Linked DNA regions of Homo sapiens: region 1 is linked to region 2. Evidence: read pairs that join two places in POLR2A ChIA-PET (ENCODE). Cell type or tissue: GM12878. All regions are shown on one strand. Links, peaks and the distances in the headings refer to the core of each region. The heading gives the core; the rest is flanking DNA.

Evidence for each region. ChIA-PET counts read pairs that join two places held together with the same protein. Peaks named below come from ENCODE experiments on the same cell type or tissue, not always from the same donor. Only the 100,000 strongest peaks of a DNase experiment are listed, where the experiment ranks them.
Region 1: POLR2A ChIA-PET joins it to region 2 with 9 read pairs; 1 of 35 experiments calls an interaction of 5 or more read pairs at or near these places.

What each region holds. Positions count from the first base shown.
Region 1 is chr10:64,258,190-64,264,748 of GRCh38, reverse strand. The region is part of intron 3 of LOC124902439 (a long non-coding RNA gene); the gene reads right to left. Among named protein-coding and RNA genes, the nearest start is that of LINC02671, 660 kb to the left of the region's middle. In GM12878, for the core only: no CTCF peak of the experiment used is centred there; a DNase peak (open chromatin) is centred at 3,488; H3K27ac peaks cover 476 bases.
Region 2 is chr10:63,233,262-63,239,820 of GRCh38, reverse strand. The region is part of intron 3 of JMJD1C (jumonji domain containing 1C); the gene reads left to right. Among named protein-coding and RNA genes, the nearest start is that of NRBF2, 100 kb to the right of the region's middle. In GM12878, for the core only: no CTCF peak of the experiment used is centred there; a DNase peak (open chromatin) is centred at 3,180; H3K27ac peaks cover 760 bases.

The DNA.
Region 1 (6,559 bases), core at 734-5,733, 1.0 Mb before region 2:
CTGTTTCCTATGCCAATACTGGTTTGGAATTAAAGTGGCATCATCAAGAATTTCACCTGTGCCTTATGGGCAAAATACAAGCATTCATCTTTTGAAAAAGTCTTACCTTATTTAAATTATTTAGAATTAATCAGTTGTTCTTGAATATCATCAAATGGGAAAGGCTAACAATAGCTTTTAAATCAACAACAAATTATTGAGTTTCTAATGTGATATTCCACATGTTATTTTGTTAATTATTCAAAACAATTGCACATTATAAATATGGTCTCATTTTATAGTTAAAAAACACCCCTGAAGATTAGAGAAGTTGAGTAAATTCCCACAAATCACATCTAGGTCTGTGTATCCTGAAAGAAAGTCCAATTTTTCATACTTTCCCTTCCTTGCAGACACTTTAACACATAAGCAGAGAAAGCACTAATAAAGGAGCTATTCTAGCCTTATTCCTGACTACAAAGAAAGAACTACTTGGACATGTGGAAACCCCAGGACACCTGAGCCAAACTGACTATATTATTCTGGAATCTGTGACAGACAGGAAGAAAATACCAGGCAGAGTCAGGTATAAGCTGAAGACTTTAGGAAAGCAGATTTAAAAACATGAAAAAGAAGAATTAGGACATCTTCACTCAAGGATGCACAAAGAGAATTGAATAACTCCTGAAGAAAGATTGGAAATAAAATCTGACTATATGCATTAAAAATCTCAATGCCACATAAAAGGTACCCCAAGAACTGACATTTTGAGAGCTCTTTCTGAGCACACATTAAACTAACAAAAAGGGGTGGGGATACTGGGAGAAGGAACATGAAGCCAATGTGAATAGAAGACAGTTGTGTGAATCTGCACTGACAGTGCCATAGTGTGATGGTTAATATTGAGTGCCAACTTGATTGGATTGAAGGATGCAAAGTATTGTTCCTTCGTGGCTCTGGGAGGGTGTTGCCAAAGGAGATTGACATTTGAGTCAGTTAACTGGGAAAGGCAGACCTACCCTCAATCTGGGTGGGCACAATCTAATCAGCTGCCAGCACGGCCAGAATAAAAAGCAGGCAGAAGAACAAGGAATGGCTAGACTGGCTGAGTCTTCTGGCCTCCATCTTTCTCCCGTGCTGGATGCTTCCTGCCTTCAAAAATCGGACTCCAAGTTCTTCAGCTTTGGGACTCTTGGACCTTCAACCACAGACTGAAGGCTACACTGTTGGCTTCCCTACTTTTGAGGTTTTGGGATTTGAACTGGCTTCCTAGCTCTTTAGCTTATAGATGGCCTAATTTGGGACCTCACATTGTAATCCTATGAGTCAATACTCCTTAATAAACTCCCCTTTATATATACATCTATACTATTAGTTCTGTCCCTCTAGAGAACTATGACTAATACACATAGTGTCCATAAGATTCCATAATGATCAGCCATTCATTTAATAACTATGTCTTATAGACCATAACGTGGCAGATGTTGTGCTAGACACTGGAGTTAACAGTGCTCAACAAAACTCACACACATCATTTGCTCTCAGGGAGCTTATATCCTTCTCCTCTAAGTCATGACCTCCTTTTTCTCAGCCTGAAGCCAATCAACAGAAGTTGGCCTATAATAAAACTATGTAATTATAAATTTTGATAAATGCTGTGAAGAAAAAACACAAGAGGCTGAGAAAAAAGGAGACCATGACCTAGATGATAGGCCCTCAAGGGAGAATTTTCCTGAAGCAGAGTTAGCCAGTGTGTGTGTGTGTGTGTGTATGTGTGTTTAGAAAATTGTCCCCCAGACTGGGAACCACACGTTAAAAGGCTCTGAAGGGGAGAAGTCTACAGCCAATCCAAGAACCATAAGTGCCAGCTTTGGCAGGAAATGCAGGGCAGTGGGAGTCAGGCAGGGCCTGGGTCAGCGAGACCTAACAGGTCATGGGATAGATCTGGGTCTTTCTCCAACGAGGCGATTTAAGCAGGAATATCACATGACCAGATTTGCATTTCTAAAGCTTATTCAGGCTACAATATGGGAACCAGAGAGGGAAACAAGGCAGACAGAAGAAAACCAATTATAATACGATAACAGTCCAGGCAAGAGAGAATGGCAGCTCAGACCATGAGGGATGCAATGTTATTGGAGCAGAATGGACTGATTGAGAGACATTTAAGCAACAAAAACACCACAGTTTAGTGGCTGAGTGATGGATCTGAAGGGGGAGGCGTGGGGAACAGGTATGGTCAATTATGCTCTGAGTCAACTTATACTCTCACTCATGGCTTTTTGCAGAGGGTGGGTAGGAGGTAATGGGTAACAAGTTCTTATTATTTTAGTATTTTTTACTCCATAATAACCTTTCCTCTTTTCTTTCTGCCAATTATATGTTGGTAGAACTGGGTCATTTAGCCTGTAAAGTATCTCAGATTCTGCATTTGACTGATTACTTCCTGTGTTATTATTTTAACTTATTCCTCTACCTGCTGGGTTTCCTGTAAAATATGGTAGATCTGAAGACTCGATTGATTCTGGTTCAAACTATTTTTTTTTCTTTCGGCTAGAATACTTCATAGGTTACCCATATACTTCTTGCTACATCCCATCAGAAGAAACAACATGTCAGAGGCAGCACTTTTAGTGATGCTGGAATTGATCTGGGGGCTTAAGCGCCCCATTCCTTATAAAGTTTCTCTTACACCTTTTGCTTAATGGTTTTAGCATCCACCAATGGTGGTTGCCTCAATCCACTAAAAAAAAGCTACTTCAGTAAAATAGAATAAAAGTACACTGATTTTAGCAAAATGTGATACAGCCTCACATAATTTCTTCATAGAAATCAATTCCAAAGGCCTCACTCCAGCCTCGCCAGCTTGGACTCCATCTGTCAAGCTGTTCTGGTTGCCCTCCAGCAGCTCTGTGTACACCTTCTCAGTGGCTCCCTTAATTCTTCTGACTCAAAGTGTAACCATCAATGTCTTATCTTCTGTCCCTTTTCTTTTCTCTCTCTGCCATCTCTTTTTGGTAAATTACATTCATTCCTTCCAAACTGCCATCAGCAACATTTCATAAAATCATAACTCCAGACTCAATCTGAGTAGAAATTTTTGGTTGCCAACTAGTCCCTCACTCTGCTATAAATCATGCACATCACCTTTAATCTCCAAACCACCTTCAGACCCCTCTCTCTGCCAAGGATATCATGATTCTCTCAATCACCATTGACTACTCCTCCTACTCCTTCTCCCTAACCATCCACATCAGTAAGTTGACAACTCTGTGCAATCTTCCTCCAACATATCCCTCTCATTTTTCTCTTCCCAAACCACTGCCAGCCCTCTAGTACAGGTCTTCATCTCTTGCCTAGACCACTGCAAATAGCTTCTTGATACCTCTCCCACTTTAAAAGGCTCTGCCCTGTACAATCCACCCTAAACATAGGGCTGGAAAAAGCCCCTAAAAGCACAGCTAGAGTTCCCCTGTTCAAATAGTTTCACTTTCTACCCAAAGGAAATACTCAGCTAACAAAGGAAATACAAGCTGTTCATGCTACCTGCAATCTGTCCCTTTTACCTTCACAGACTTTGTCCCACCCATGCATTACTCAGGCCTGCACCTCTGCACCACTGCTGGTCTCTGAGTCTCTACCCAGGAATCATACCAATAGCCAGCTCCTCATTCCTGATGCCCAAACCATCTTCGATTACTAACAACCTACTCATTCTTTTTCCTCTTCACTAAATGACATATATATATATATATATATATAGCAATCAAATAATTGGCAATGAAATATGTAGATATGTATATAATATGCATAATATAATATGCATAATAAAATATGCATAATACATACATATCTACATATTTCATTGCCAATTATTTGAATCACTAAGATATTATATTCTTTTTATAACAGATTTTCTTTTCATTCTCTAGTTCTTTCAACCTAAGGGAATAATTTAGTATACTTCTTTCTATAATTGCTTTTTATCTTATATAAAAAATAGTTACACAAAGATAAATATTTGGTAAATAGTTTGGCTTTTAAACAGATCATGTGATACACATGATACATAATATATAAATACATATTCTGCAACTAGGTTTTCTTATATAATTTACATGCATATGCTTTCACTGCAATTTATAGAGATCCACTTCACACATATTAACAATTATCTCACATACTGTAATATAGATGATCCTTAGCTTATTCTACCATTCCCCTAGATCAGCATTCAGTTCACCCCCTTTTTTAACAATTAGAAACAATGCTGAAATAAACATCTTTGTATTTAAATTTTTATAACTTATTGAGTTTTTTTTTTAATCAATTCCCAGAAGTGAATTCTGGTTCAAATAACATGCACATTTAAAATCTAATAAACTACAGACAGATTATGTCCCAAAAGTAATAATGTACTCTTAACGACAAGAGCATATGAAGGTAAGTATTTTTCCACACCTTTTCTAATGATAATGCATTTAATTTTTTTCACTTTCATCATGCAGTTATTTGAAAAATGTTATCTTGGAAGTTTAGCATTACATATACCTTATGAATTTCTTTCCTTATTCTTACATGCTAGATATCTTCCTTTTCCTCTGAAACCTTTGTAACACATTTTTTGCCCTTTTGTGGAACTTTTCATTTTATACTTTATGCTGAATTGGTTTCTTATTTTATATCTCTACCATATTGTAGCTTAAAAGGATAGGTCTCCTATCTTCCCTGTTCATATAACTTCCATAATATTAGCACAGTAGCAATATATAGGAGATGATCCAATTTTTGTTTAATAGAATCCAGTTGATCAGTTAGAGAAATGGGAGCTCAGGGCTAGGAATTAAGTGTGTATAACCCTGTGTCCTCTAGGAGGAAATTGCAAGTGGATTGCTGCAAAATTTTATCACTGGCAAAACAGTTGAACAAAGCAGATATAGGATGTTCACTTATCAAATCTACTGCTCAAACATCCAGGGTAGGTAAAGCCAATCGACAGAGTATGACAACATCAGGATGTTTATAAGCCAAAACCATGGGCAGAAGCACATCCACAGGGAAGCACAATATAGTAAGAAAAGTTTTTTTTCTTAATTTGTAGGAATCTCATTTTAAAATAAACTCAGATGAAATGTTTACCAGTGGATAAAAGATAAAGATTATAGCTCAGCATAAAAATGACATGATAACACCTAAAAGGCAGCAGAGCTCACATACCCTGAATAGGGCAATATTCAGGTTATTGAAAGTTGCCTTACGTACATTATCCAATTTCACACACATAAGCACACACATCCCTATGCAGTAGATACTTTTATTATTATTATTATTATTATTATTATTATTATTATTATTATTTTGAGATGGAGTCTTGCTCTGTCGCCAGGTTGGAGTGCAGTGGTGTGATCTTGGCTCACTGCAACCTCTGCCTCCAGGGTTCAAGCAATCCTCCTGCCTCAGCCCCCTGAGTAGCTCGGACTACAGGCACGCGCCACCATGCCCAGCTAATTTTCATATTTTTAGTAGAGACAGCATTTCACCATGTTGGCATGGATGGTCTCAATCTGTTGACCTCGTGATCCACCTGCCTTGGCCTCCCAAAGTGCTGGGATTACAGACGTGAGCCACCGCGCCCGGCCTATTATTTTTTATTCTTATTATTTTAATCCACATGTTGCATATGGGGAGTTGAATTTCCCAATCATAAATTGTACATGCAGGGGAACTGAGTTTGGAGCCCAGATATGTTTGAGTCTAGACTGCCTATAATTTCTCACCTAAAGAGATACAAAAACAGAGACCTGATAGGTTGGGCACCGTGGCTCATGCCTGTAATCCCAGCACTTTGGAAGGGTGAGGCAGGCAGATCACGAGGTCAGGAGTTCGAGACCAGCCTGGCCAATATGGTCAAACCCCATTTCTACTAAAAATACAAAAATTAGCCAGGCGTGGTGGCGCATGCCTGTAGCCCCAGCTACTCGGGAGGCTGAGGCAGGAGAATCGCTTGAACCCTCAAGGCTGAGGTTGCAGTGAGCCGAGATTGGGCCACTGCACTCCAGCCTGGGTGACAGAGAGAGACTCCAGCTCCAAAAAAAACACAGGGGCCTGATAAATCTTTGTCAGCAGTGCCAGAGACCATGATTTCCTTCAGCGGGAGAATGGAAAGATGACATTTGAACCAGTCCAGACTTAGCACTTACTATGCTAGCACAGAAGTTAGAATCGCCTAAGAGTCGAAAGCCCAGCAGACAAAATAAACCAAACAAACAAGCAATGTTCTACCCTACACACTTACAATTAATTCCTAAGGATAAAAAAAATTCCAAAGATGACGTAGATTTACTTTCAAAAAATATAACAAAGCAAATCTTTTTTTATATATATATACTTTAAGTTTTAGGCTACATGTGCACAACGTGCAGGTTTGTTACATATGTATACATGTGCCATGTTGGTGTGCTGCACCCATTAACTGGTCATTTAACATTAGGTGTATCTCCTAATGCTATCCCTCCCCCCTCCCCCACCCCCCTTCCTGTGTCCATGTGATAAACCAAGCAAATCTAATGGAATATGTAAC
Region 2 (6,559 bases), core at 591-5,590:
CTTCCTGATCATTCTGTATCCCAGCTAATGAGATCAATCACATCTATGCCAGTTTGTCACTTAAATCAACATGTAGGGCCAGGAGCGGTGGCTCACGCCTATAATCCCAGCACTTAGGAGGCCAAGGTGGGTGGATCACCTGAGGTCAAGAGTTTGAGACCATCCTGGCCAACATGGCAAAACCCCCGTTTCTACTAAAAATACAAAAATTAGCCGTGTGTGGTGGCACATGCCTGTAGTCCCAGCTACTCAGGAGGCTGAGGCAGGAGAATTGCTTGAACCCAGGAAACGGAGGTTGCAGTGAGCCAAGATTGTGCCACAGCACTCCAGCCTGGGTGACAGAGCGAGACGCAAGTCTCAAAAAAAAAATCAACATGTAGGAATGTTTTAGGTCTCTCTCTTGCCCTTACATATTAGTCTCCCAGAATTACTAATTCTGCCTCTTTAACTTTGCTTAATCTGTCCCTTCTCCTCTATCGTAAGGCTCCCATCCTTACCCGCCTAGACTATTACAGAACACTCCAAACTACAGTCTTTCAGTTTTCTTCCTCACCTACTCTGCTGTCCTTAATTCAATCCATACCAGTGTACTTGTCCCTATATTCCATATTGTTTCACCCATCTATTCTTGCGTATGAATTTTCCTCTGTCTGAAAGACCTTCTTTTCTGATCTCTTATTATCTGGCAGATGCCCTTGCAGTTTTGAAGTTCCAACTCAAAAACCTTGGTTTCATACTTTTCTTGAGTCTCAACTCAAATATTTCCTTCTCTGTAAATCCTTTCCTGACACACCTAACTAGGTCACCCGCCAACCCATTTTGTCTCACCTTTGTATCCTAGAGGATACAAAGATACTTTAATCTGTATCGTATTTGTGTGTCTGTCTCAATTCCACTGGATTGTAAGATCCTTGAGGTCAGGAACTTTGTCTTAGATATATTGCCAGTGCCTTGGCACAGTAATTGATACCAGGTGTTCAAAATCTTGTTGAATGAAATATATTCCTAATAAATTTTAGTAATGAGAGCCTCCTAGTCCCACACTTAGACTATTTCAAACATAATTCCAACAAGCTGTCAAATCTAGTTTCCCTTACCATAGCATATGAGAAGCCAACACTTTAAAAAGTGGTGATGGTAGATTGGCAGCTTGACAGCATGAGGTTATGGAAGAACTAAAAAACAGTTACAACTAAAATTTTGTCTTTCTGGAACAATTTGTTATAGAGGTTACAGTTTACATCGATTATAACTGCATCATAATATAAAGATAACCATGAGTATTAATTTAAAGACCTTATGTTCAGTATGTTATTTCATGAAGGAACTCTAAATATTTTTATTCAAAATTAATAGAATTTCAGCAAATTATGTTATATAAACTCCTTTTTTAAAGATAAACTATAATAAGCATTTAATATGCTTCATTCAGTTTATGTTCTCTTCCCTTTTTTAAATTAAATTTTCTAAATACGTTAAACTTTCTAGGAGCAGTAAAAAAAAAATGCTGAAAGGCATCGTAAAGAGTACTATGGATAATACCTTCCTTAAAAATTCTAGGTGGCTAATGTGCTTTTCTATTATGATACATTGGAATTTTAGTTATAGCTTCCTTCCTTTTTTTCTTTTTTTTTTTTTTTGAGATGGAGTCTCACACTGTCACCCAGGCTGGAGTGCAGTGGCACAATCTTGGCTTGCTGCAACCTCCACCTCCCAGGTTCAAGCGATTCTCATGCCTCAGCCTCCCAAGTAGCTGGGATTACAGGCACCTGCCTCCATACCCGGCTTTTTTTTTTTTTTTTTTTTTTTTTTTTAGTAGAGACGGGGTTTCACTGTGTTGGCCAGGCTGGTCTCTAAGTTTTGACCTTGTGATCTGCTCACCTTGGTCTCCCAAAGTGCTAGGATTACAGGCATGAGCCACTGTGCCTGGCCGCCTTTTTTTCTTTTTGTGTAATTTAACACATTTCTTATGTACAGGTTGAGTATCCCTAATCCAAAAATCTAAAATCTGAAAAACCCCAGAATCTGAAACACTCAAAGGAAGTGCTCATTGGAGCATTTTGGATTTCAGATTTTCTAATTATGTGTGCTCAACTACTAAGCGTAATGCAAATGTTACAGAATTTTTAAAAATCTGAAATCTGAAACACTTCTGACTCCAAGCATTTTGGATACAACCTGTATTTGTAATTGCTCTACAAAGACCTCAGTGAAGGAAGTGGATGGACTCAAATAGGTGTCATAAAAGACTAAGTCACTGGGCAAGTCTAGCAAGTCTTGCTGATCATTCCAATTTGTACTGGATTGTATTCGTTCTTTCTGAGAAAATAGAAGTATGGTACTATAGTTCATTTATAGATTCATCATTTCCATAGCACTATATGCTAAAAGTGAAAATCAGCCCAAAAAACTTCGATGTGGTATTAATTTGGAAGTTACATTCATTGCACTGTATATTAAAAAAAAATTTTTAGTGAGTGTTTGGCGAGGCACAGTGGCTCACGCCTGTAATCCCAGCTCTTTGGGAGGCCAAGGCGGGCAGATCACCGGAGGTCAGGAGTTTGAGGCCAGCCTGGGCAACATGGTGAAACCCTGTCTCTACTAAAAATACAGAAATTAGCTGGGCATGGTGGCAGGCACCTGTAATCCCAGCTACTCGGGAGGCTGAGGCAGGAGAATCACTTGAACCTGGGAAGCGGAGGTTGCAGTGGGCCGAGATTGCGCCATTGCACTCCAGCCTGGGGGACAAGAGCAAGATGTCTTAAAAAAACAAAACAAAACAAAACAAAAACAGTGTTTGTTCTGTATGAATCAATCATTGACACGATGTATATGTATACTATTTCAATATTAGTTGTTTTTAAATATATATTTAGAGACAGGGTCTCTCTGTTTCCCAGGCTGGTCTTGAACACCTGGCCTCAAATGATCTTCCTGCCTCAGCTTCTCAAAGTGCTGGTATTACAGGCATGAGCCACCATGCCCAGCCTCAGTATTAGTTTGTGCACAGGAATTTTCAGTAGAATACTTTATACAAGTATATAATTTTACTTCTTTTTTGTTGTTGACCTCCCTCCCCAGCTTCCCAGGAATTTTTTACTTCTTAAAGCTTGGGTTGTGCTGGAGGAATATTTTCAGTTACTACTTTGGAAAATATTAAACAGTTCCCAGGCCTTCCTGAGTTTGTTTCAGTTTAAGTTTGAGGAAGCTGCAGTTAGTAAATTGTGGTTGGCAGATGCTGTAAGCAGGTGACTCAGTAGGTTAAACTCATGATGACTCAACTGTGTAAAAGTCATGCCAATAAATAGCTTGAAAGAAAAACTGCCTTCCAGACTTTTGAACTGCCATAAAAAGTTCAAAACTATTATTAAAAGTATCACAAAGAATATTAACATGTGGCTTTAGAAGAAAACACATTTTTCTTCAAGTGGTTTTATAATGTTTTCTTAATTTATCTGATTTTTTTACTCTGGTTATTCTGAGAGGAGCGGACCTTATACCAATGACACTTAGCAAATTGTAGTTAAAATGCAGGAATATTACAGGTCTGGATCAAGTTTATTCAAGGGAATATTGTTATGAAAGATAGGTTTCAGTTGGGTGATCAACCAAGAAACCCTATTAGTAGTTATTTTTAATTAATAAAAAAGCTAGTTAATAGCTGTTAATGTAATATTGCTGTAACCGAATAGATAAAGCAAGATACACAGTTGTTTGTTGTGATTTGATGTAATAGGACATGTATATTAAGATAGTATATCCAATTCCAAAATTACTCTTGAGGATTTTCATAAATTATATAATCTATTTATGATATCCATTTCTAGTCTTGGAATACCATATTCTTCTAACCTGGTTTTAATTTAGCTACGTCATTTTCTGTTTTTAAAAATAACAATAAAATGATTGGATAAATTGGGTCATCTTCCTTTTTATGTGACCATATTCCTAATAATGTAGGTAAGTTATTGAAAACCTAGCAGAGAGCATGCAAAATTTTGATTATGCAAGCGCATGGATGGGGAAAAGGGTATGTGGGAAGTGCTTTGACATTAGACAGACCTTTGCTGATTTGCCTTCTAGCTGTGTGATTTTGGAGAAATTACCTAATAATATCAAAATAGCAGAGGTATTGTTAGGATTAAATGAGGTTAATCTTTGTGAAAGTGCTTCTCTTGTGACAATTTAAAAAATCTTTTAATTTACAGTGGCAAGTAAATATGCTTAACTGTTAAATAGATAAATAATCTTTCTGAATAATAGGGAATTGACTGAATTTTGGTTTTGTGTTCATGCTGATTTTCTTTCTTTCTTTCTTTTTTTGAGACCAAGTTTTGTTCTTGCTGCCCAGGCTGGAGTGCAATGGCACAACCTCGGCTCACTGCAACCTCTGCCTCGCGGGTTCAAGCAGTTCTCCTGCCTCATCCTCCCTGATAGCTGGGATTACAGGCGCTTGCCACCACACCCAGCTAATTTTTTGTATTTTTAGGAGCGATGGGGTTTCACTGTGTTGGCCAGGCTGGTCTCGAACTCGTGACCTCAGGCGATCCACCTGCCTCAGCCTTCCAAAGTGCTGGGATTACAGGCATGAGCCACCGTGCCCGGCTGATTTTCTTAAATTGCTATTTATATTGGCAAAATACTTATAGAATAAGGCATTTAGTCTTCTAGCACAGTATCTGAAACGCTGCATCAAGTTTTTAAAATAAATACAAAATTTATTTTACCTGGTGCTTTCTAAGTTACAAGTCTGTTTCTTAAATGTGTATGTTGTATTACTGTTTTTTTCCTAGAACATTAATCATCAGATACATACTATGTGATATGTTTCTGTATACCACATCTGTTAAGTAAAGAAAATGTATGCCCTCTAGCTAAGTTAAATTTGAATTTTATGACTTAGTTCATAAAAAATGTATTACAGAATTAAATTTTTATTTTTATGACTAGCAAAGGTTTTATAAGAATTTCATTTGAGTAATACCTGGTACAATCAATGTCGTACTAATAGAATAGCATTGTTATTTTTTATTTTATTATTATTATTTTAAATAGAGACAGGGTCTCACTATGTTTCCTAGGTTAGTCTTGAACTCCTGACCTCAAGTGATCCTCCCGCCTTGGCCTCCCAAAGTGCTAGGATTACAAGCGTGAACCACCATGCCCAGCTTAATATTGCATTAAATAACTCGTTCTTTTTATAGGCCTTTAACGATATTTTTAGCAAATCTAAAAATTTAAGTATTAACATATTAAAAGGTTTTTTTTTATAGGATAGGGAAGGTTTTTGTTTTTGGTGTTTTTTTTTTTTTTTTTTTTTTTTTTTTAAGAGGAGGTTTCTCTCTGTTGATGAGGCTGGAGTGCAGTGGTGCGATCGTGGCTCACTGCAGCCTCTACCTCCCATGCTCAAGCAATCCTCCCACTTCAGCCTCTCAAGTAGCTGGGACTACAGGCATGCACCATAACACCTGCCTAATTTTTGTATTTCTTGTAGAAACAGGGTCTCGCCATGTTGCCCAGGCTGGTCTCAAACTCTGGGCTCAGCGTTTCACCTGCCTCAGCCTCCCAAAGTGCTGTGATTACATTTTGTTTGTTTTCAAGAGACTCTAAACAAGAGTCTGTCATGTTACCCATGCTAGACTTCTCGTAACTCTGGATCTCAAGTGATTAAGTCCACCTTTTAATGTGAGTATTTAAAAGAATGCAAAGAGTATTTTCATTTTACTCTGTTATCATTACCAACAAAATTTCTAAATTAGCTAGGTTTCTATGGAGTATGCTTATCATATTTAACTGTCAGATTATATTGCATTTTTTGTTGAAACTTTGTAACAAAGGAAATTAGTATTACTGTGAATAAATTGTTGGCATCAGTCTTTTTCATCTTAAATGTTTCTTTTTCTCATTATAAAAGCAAAACATGGTCATTGCAAAATAAAAAACTTCCAGAAAAATACATAAAAGCATAGCAAAGTAGATTATTCATAACTCAGCTAAAGAAATTACTGGTAATATCTGTTATATATCCTGGTGGTGGTGTGTGTGTGTGTGTGTGTGTGTGTGCACGCGCGTGTGTGGATATATATATATATATAATATGTATATATGGAGATACATATATATATAAAATCTTTCTAGTTGGAAAAGTAAAAGGAATGTTTTTATGGTTCTGTTTGTGATCATTTGAGCCAAGATAAAATATTTTTAAGGCTGTATCCCATTGCTTAAGTAGATTTCATTTGGGGGATATTTTAATTCCAGGACATAAATTCTGACGAATATAATGAAAACAATTATATTAAAATACCCTTGTATTTGTCATTAATTCTGTTTTGTTTGCCTGGTGTGTTTTAATGTGATTATAATTTGAGATTTGTTTTTTTGGGTGTTGTTAGACATGAAGTTTAAAATTTTTTTTTAAGTCTAATTTTATCAGTGCTAATGTTACAGACAGTGCTTTTCTAAGAGTTAAAATGACTATACTCTTTTATCCTTAGGGAAATATGCTTAAGAAGTAAATCAGGTTATTAATATGCTGTGAAGAGTTTGAAAACAGTGG